Regions from separate parts of the Homo sapiens genome. Here regions 2 and 3 are each linked to region 1. A link is a loop called in an ENCODE intact Hi-C map of the cell type or tissue named here. Cell type or tissue: CD14-positive monocyte. All regions are shown on one strand.

Region 1 (2,500 bases):
AAAAAAGTATGAAATTCAGTGCTCCCAGAATGTCTTTTCTGGGACTCCCACAACACTGATTACTCACCCGTGGATTGTCTGCTAAATTGACTGCTCTGTGTGGCATTGCTTCATTATCACTAATAACCTTTCCGCCTACACATACAGTATATAAAATAACCTGAGCCAAAGCAAATAAAATTCTCTTTTCTTAAGCCTTATGTAGATGGACCACTCTCTTTTTAAATTAGACCATGTAAACAGACTTTGTGTTGCAAGATACAAATTTTGTTGAAGAAAGCACAGGTGAGATAGCAATTATTTAACTTCAGCCAAAAATACTATCCTGTCTGATATTTGTTTTCTAATCTTTAAAATAGGTAATAGATATCTCATAAACACTGTTCTGATTATGAGATAAAATATGTAGGCCGGGCACGGTGGCTCACGCCTGTAATCCCAGCACTTTGGGAGACCAAGGCGGGCGATCGTGAGGTCAGGAGTTCGAGACCAGCCTGACCAACATGGTGAAACCCAGTCTCTACTAAAAATACAAAAATTAGCCAGGTGTGGTGGTGCGTGCCTGTAATCCCAGGTATACGGGAGACTGAGGCAGGAGAATTTTGATCCCGGAGGCCGAGGTTGTAGGGAGCAGAGATCAGGCCACTGCACTACAGCCTGGGTGACAGAGCGAGACTCCATCTCAAAAAAAAAAAAAAATGTAAAAGTGTTTGTAACTGTAAGAAATTGTTCAAATATAAGTGGTTATTTAGATGCAGGTGATGAGGAGATCTATTATAAGATAGAGGAAATATTACAGGAGTCAGAGCACAAAGACATGGACACAAAGCCTAGTTATGGTATTAAATTGCTGTGAGGCATAGGGAAAGATTTTGAGCTCTAGAAGCCTCATTTTCTATTTCTTTAAAAAAAGTCCTTGTGAATTTTCTTTCCTTTTCTCAAGATAGCTGACCAGAGACATTGGATGCTAGTTCTCCTCAGAAAGATTAAAGTGACTGTGAATAGACAAGTTCTAAATGGGAAAGTGAGGGAAGAGAGCCAGGACCTCTTGGAGAATCCATGGGAAGAAGCTGGGGCACAAACAAGGAAAGCAGCAAGAATCCGGCATAGATTGACTCCCAAAGAACTCAGACCCCATGGAAAGACTTGGTGAGAGCACTTCTCTCTCCTCTCACCTCTCTGACAATCTCCGGACAGCCAGACTGTTGGGGAACCCCTCTGACCTTGTGACTCAGGGCAATGCTATCTGTGGTGATTTGGGAACTTCCTGGAGACAGAGAACTTGGTGGCCGGTTTGCACGAGTATGGTTGCACTCCCCTCAGGTTTGAAATTAGGTATCAGGTGCCATACTGATTGTACACTTGTGGTGCCACTGCCTTGCATGTGGTTTCTCTGCCCTTGAGTTACTCCACCACCAAATCCCCCACAAATATACACCACAACCTGCTCTGACATTGGCAAGCACAGCTTACACAAAGAGCAGGGTCCAACTCCCACTCCCTACACAGAACGGCAGCGTTCTAGCAAGGGAGGACAGATAAGTTGCAGAGTTGCCTGATCTGGCCGGGGAAGAGGTTCTCGCCTGAGCCCATTTTGGTGGTAGCCCTCAGAGGGGTATATCCATGGCCTGTACCTGCACTGCAGTGGGGAACCAAAGGACAAAGTCTTTGTGAACCGGAAGTCATGAACCCTGCAACAGGGAAGTGATAGAGAAGCAGATCACATACCTGTTGGCTCAAGATGAGGAGCTGATGCATGCTCCACCACTTTCCCCCAAGACTTCAGTGTACCACAACACAATCTCTTCCTGCCAATACCCCTTCAGGGTGGGTGTTTCCACTCAACATCAGCCTACCTAAGATCAAGTCAGCTCCTATTCTTAACTGCTATATACTGGACTGAAGCCTGAGCTGCACCACCCAACACAAAACCTGCTACCAGAGGGCTTAGTGCTAGTCCATGAGATAAGCTTCCTGAAACTCCACACTCTCAGCCCCACAGGAGGTCATATGTTGGCTCATGCATCCAATACACCAGTACAACAAGCAGCATCTGAGAAAGCCACAGCATAGAAGCTATATACAACCCAAGAGACACATCCAGAGCCTTAGCCCTCTGCAAGTATCCAGAAAATAAGTCAACTGATTATATGCAACATGCACCACAGTCATACCCTCAAGGGAAAAATGATATTTTTAAAAAAGTCTCATAGAAATGATGGCGAATTCAAAAATAAGAAGCAGATGAGAAGGAATCAGCACAAAAAACTCCAGCAGTACAAAAAGCCACAATGTCTTGATACTTTTAAAGGACTACTCTCACTCTCTAGCAATGGATCCTAACCAAATTAAATAGTTTGAAAAAACAGATAAAGAACTCAAAATATAGGTTGCAAGGAAACTCAGTGATATCCAATAGAAAGCAGATATCCAACACAAAGAAGCCAGAAAAACAATTCAGGATATGAAAGACAAGATAGCTACATTAAAAAAAAAATAG
Region 2 (2,500 bases), 40 kb after region 1:
TTACCATACAGGGTCTGCCAAAGAAATTATAAAAATTTTACGTAATATTGTACCTAGGGACATTATTTAATATCAATAGTAGTTTTTTATAGCTAAAAGCGAATTAGGCTTAGTTCCAGGGGAAGATTGTGAGCAGGTATCTTTTTTTTTTTTTTTTTCCTTTCCTGAGAGAAGCTGTGAAACAACAGAACAGCCTGTGCTACATACGTAATTAAAACAGATGTTCTCAATCTTAATTTTTATAGCTAATTATGACAGCCAAAGAAATGTGCTTGTCTTTTGTAGAGCCACATATTTTCTCTCAAATGTGCCCTATTTTTCTCCTCACCCACTATGACTGCTCAGAAACAAAGGGTGGGGTGATGGTGAGTTACAATGCAGCTGCAAGGACTGTCAAATTATTGGTAAGTCAGGGAGTGGAAACAGTGATGAGTGAAATTGACCATAAACTATCTACATAGCATAAACATTTGTACGTACTCCTAACTTTGCAGATGACAGTTTTCATTGGGGTCTTTCATGACAGAAGCCAAGTTTATTGTATCAAACATAATAAAGTAATTCAAACATAATAAAGTAACTGCTTACAAGCACCTTTCCTTTGTCAACCCAGCCTTTGGGAGCATAGCATTTTTTTTTTTTTTCAGAATAACATACAGTGTACAGAAATATGCTACATTTTGATGACACAGGCCAGGTGACTTACCCGCAAGGGTGCAGAATCTGATATGCTTGTCTATGTATGTGTGTGAAAATAGAAAGCATACAAGTATAACGAAGGCACCCGTTCTCAGAGCACACTCTTCTTTGAGCTCCTTGTCCTTAGGCTCACAGGGATGTCAAGTTGGGGTGCTTCAGACACAAAAACAAATGACCCTTCTGCCCTTTTTTTTTTTTTTTTGAGACAAAGTCTTGCTTTGTCGCCCAGGCTGGAGTGCAGTGGTGCAATCTCTGCTCACTGCAAGCTCTGCCTCCCGGGTTCAAGCTATTCTCCTGCCTCAGCCTCCTGAGTAGCTGGGACTACAGGCACCCACTACCACGCCCGGCTATTTTTTTTATTTTTATTTTTAGTAGAGATGGGGTTTCACCGTGTTAGCCAGGATGGTCTTGATCTCCTGACCTTGTGATCCACCCACCTCAGCCTCCCAAAGTGCTGGGATTACAAGCGAGAGCCATCGTGCCCGGCCGACCCTCCCTTTCTGTAAGTGCTGCCAGCAGCTTGGAAATTACAAACTTTAGAAACCACAATAGGGGAAGAACTATCTTCCTGTTTGTGGTGGAGTCTGGAATTTTCCCGCCCTTGTCAAGGCACTCTGTTGTGTTGTTATCTAGGTTCTCTCCTTACCCATCTATCAGCACCAGGTCCATGGAAGGCCTACTAGGCCAAAGTCCCAGGCCACATCTGCAGTCAGGCTACCCTGAGCCCAGCTTGCCTCTCACCCTCTGAGGAAGGAGCAGGAGCTGCAGTGTTGCTGCTGGCAGTGTCCCTGCTTTCTGCAGCCTCAGCACTGCTGAGTGCAACACCTTGCACTTGAGTGCAACACCTGCTCCAGCCTCCTCTAGTTCTCTTCTTGTCAACGGGGTTCCAATTCTGCAGTACAGATTGGGGGATACCTTTAGGGACCTCCAAACCTCTCAGCTTCCACAGCCACTCTGATTCCTTCATAATTGCTCTCAACACTCTGAGAACTGTTTCAAACCCAGTCCATTAAAAACCATTCTGTATGCTGGCCCAGTTCCTCTCAGCAAAGCCCAGTGTGGTCTGATCCAAATCCAAGCACTACTCCTGTCTGCTCTGCCTTGGGAAGTTGCCCTGTACTGCCTTGGCCCAGAGAGCAACACTCAGGAACTCAGCAACTACCTACCAGACTTTGGCCATGTGTGAGACTGGGGCAGACTGTCTAGAGAGAGGAGTACAAAGGCAGTCCCAGCTGCGGCTTGGTGAATTCATCCCGCAGTAGTTCCATAGCCTAAGAGGGATTGCAGAGGTAGGAACAACAAAGTTTAAGAAGCAGATAAAGCTCATTCTGATCTTAACTAGGGACTATGTGGGAGGGGCTGACTTGGTTAAGGTGGTTGGGAGAGTTGGGAGAAGAGTCTGGCATCTCTCAGTGGGGAGGTGGCAATGTATTGGTTCAAGGGAAGTTCCGTGGGATTAGGGTACCATGGGATGAACCTGTTCCCAAGATGAGGAGGCAGGAAATCAGAGCCAAGCCAAATGGACTGGAACAAAGGGGAAGCGAGAGGAAGGGTGTTCATCCCTGGAGAGAAATGTTGAACAAAGCACATCTGAGCAGCAATTCACATACAGAGCATACTTGTGAAGGCTAACTGTGAAGGCTAACCAGGAAGGCTGTAGCCACAGGGATCCTCAGCTAACCTGGGCATACCTATGACACCAGATCCGGAGCCTGAGGCAGCACGTGCAGCCCAAGAGCGTCTGTCTGAGGTACCCGCTGGCTTCGTAGTCACTGATTAGGAGACAGGCTGGATCAGAATC
Region 3 (2,500 bases), 52 kb after region 1:
TGTGTCACCCAACCTTTGAATTAGCTTTAAGCAAGCTTAAAGAATTTGAAAAATAAACCTCTCATTCATTCTCTATCCACAGGTTTCTCTAGCCATGCAATTTGTATGACTGCCTCCAACAGCAAGTGAGAAAGTAGGCAGTGATAAACAAACTCATACAATTTTAAAACAAACAGAATAATCAGAAGTTTCTAAGTATGCTAGTCTTTCACTTAAATAGAAAGCCAAATATGAAAGGTCCAGAGGCTTTCACTAATTTTCCACTTTAAATTTTCTAATAATTACTAAGACTACTTTTTATTTCAATTGAAAAATATAATGATTGAGCTATAATTATTCAAAGATAATCATATAAATCTGATATATGTTTCACCTTTAACTGAGATCAGAGGGTAGCAAAAGAAATATAAGAAACTAAGAACCTGGTAACTACTAAATCCTTCAAGAAAACAAAACAAAACAAAAAAAACAAACCAATATAAAGCTACCACAATGTTTCCATTTCTCAGGCACTATATTTTTCATAAAAAATGATCATAAAAGGAATATCAATGTATTACACTATGTATCTCACAAGTAGGTTATACTGTAAATTAAAAATTATCTGTATTAGAATCTCAAATGCAACCTTCAATACCCCGTGAGAAGGCATTTTTCTAAGGAACAATCATATACCTAAACTGCCACATTAATTTAAGGCTACCACAATCCAGTGAGTAAACCAAAATGTTACTTACCTTATTACAAATAAATGGCAAATTGCAGGCACTTTTCAGCTTGCAGCTGTCTAGCATAGTTGATTAGAAATGAACAAAACATCTTTCACTCCAGTGAGAGAACTGCATATTTAGACTTGCTTTCTTCACTGAATACCGGCAAAAGAGGCTGTTCACCTCCAAGTGATAGCAACAGCCCTGCACGGAGCACTTGCTGCTCTGCACAGCAGCGACTTGGAATGAAAGTAAGAAGAACCCGTGATGTTTAAATAACGTAGCTTTAGATTCACAGGATATGACTCAACTCTCAAACCAGTAAGGGAAGAGTTTCCCATTGCAAAACTGTTAGTACAGATTACATAACAAACATCATATCTGGGGTTCTAAAATACTCACATTAAATACTAAAAACTTCACCTGCTAAATCAAACATGCAGTGTTAGTAGTCAACCTCTTCCTCATGGCAAAAGCCACAACAGGAAATGAGAATAACAACACTGCACAAAGAAAACTATTCTGCTTGTTCTCTGCAGTGAATTAATTTAATGTTATTAAGGATGTGAGAACTTGCCAACATCTCCCAGAAAGACATCTAAAAAAAAAAGGAACACTAAAGTCACTAACATTCCCATCGGTATAAAAACAATGTGTAGAAAAAAATTCCATTTTAACATGCAAGAAGTGGCATGCTTTACAACACAATAGAATCTCCTTCACTAAGTAGAGAATGGAAATAGATCTTCGTGCTTTGCTGTTGCTGTTTCCCACAGAAATCCTTTCCTACGCTGTCATTACCTTGTGCTTCTAGCTCTGCCTACCTCACCAACTCAGGGTCCCCTTTTATCTGTTCTGTGAGCCCTTCTAAAGGAACATGACTAATGATACAACTCCTCTAGTAAATGTGGCAATTTTACATGCTTTCTCCACCACATGTTATCCCTTAACACTGAGCTGTATTAAGCTTGATCAAATATTGAATTATTATATTTAGATACCTCAGTCAATAAATATAGACATAGATGCTTGGAGAAAAGTCTACTACATAAATTCACTTGCCATCAGCCTCATCAAGGAAAAAAAGCTGAAAAAGCCCATGTTAATAACAGTAAGTAGGCTGAAACTAACTAGAACAGGGCTGTTAAATAGACATATAAGGTGAAGCATATATGTAATTTAAAATATTTTAGTAGTCACATTAAAAAAGTAAAGAAACATTAATTTTAGTAATGGTTACCCTAGTATGTCTAAAACATCATCATTTCAATATGTAATCATAATAAAATTATTAAATATTTTATCATTTTGGTACTAGTGTTGGAGATCTAGTGTATGTTTTGCACTTGTGTGACATTTCCACTTGAGCTAGCTATATGCAAGTGTTCAATAGCCACACATGGCTAGTGGCTACCATATTGAATAGCATAGGCCTAGGGTTCAAGGCTCATTTTCAGTCTTCAGGTGGTGGTTCAAATATTCTCTTTTCAGAACATTTAGGAAGGTCTTCCCTGACTACCTCCCCTGAAGTAACCTTCTCCAATTACTTTCTATCGGATGATCTTTTTTATTTCCTTTATAGTACATCACAGTTTGAAATGTTCTTCTTTATTCATTTGTTTACCTATTTATAGTCTGTGGTCTCTAACAAGAATGTAAGAAACCCGAGGGCAGGAATTTTCTTTCAGGAGGCTATTGACATGGTCATCAATACATAGCAGAATTTAATCAAAAAATTATTTAATAAATGAATAAAATATGGATTTTTTTGTTATGGTTTGGCAAATAAT

Evidence for each region. A loop is a pair of places that touch in the nucleus more often than their neighbours do. Peaks named below come from ENCODE experiments on the same cell type or tissue, not always from the same donor. Only the 100,000 strongest peaks of a DNase experiment are listed, where the experiment ranks them.
Region 2: it touches region 1 in a loop (2.6-fold over the local background); 3 of 110 quality-filtered maps call a loop at or near these places.
Region 3: a loop joins it to region 1, with 2.9 times the contacts of the local background. A loop is called at or near these places in 3 of 110 quality-filtered maps.

What each region holds. Positions count from the first base shown.
Region 1 is chr5:95,028,472-95,030,971 of GRCh38, forward strand. All of the region lies in intron 1 of MCTP1 (multiple C2 and transmembrane domain containing 1), which reads right to left. Among named protein-coding and RNA genes, the nearest start is that of MCTP1-AS1, 51 kb to the left of the region's middle. RefSeq lists a silencer at 1,504-1,693. In CD14-positive monocyte, no CTCF peak of the experiment used is centred here; a DNase peak (open chromatin) is centred at 1,240; H3K27ac peaks cover 1,313 bases.
Region 2 is chr5:95,068,816-95,071,315 of GRCh38, forward strand. All of the region lies in intron 1 of MCTP1 (multiple C2 and transmembrane domain containing 1), which reads right to left. Among named protein-coding and RNA genes, the nearest start is that of MCTP1-AS1, 91 kb to the left of the region's middle. RefSeq lists an enhancer at 1,394-1,443. In CD14-positive monocyte, no CTCF peak of the experiment used is centred here; a DNase peak (open chromatin) is centred at 1,266; H3K4me3 peaks cover 1,653 bases; H3K27ac peaks cover 2,410 bases.
Region 3 is chr5:95,080,689-95,083,188 of GRCh38, forward strand. All of the region lies in intron 1 of MCTP1 (multiple C2 and transmembrane domain containing 1), which reads right to left. Among named protein-coding and RNA genes, the nearest start is that of MCTP1-AS1, 100 kb to the left of the region's middle. In CD14-positive monocyte, no CTCF peak of the experiment used is centred here; DNase peaks (open chromatin) are centred at 983 and 1,553; H3K4me3 peaks cover 1,812 bases; H3K27ac peaks cover 1,995 bases.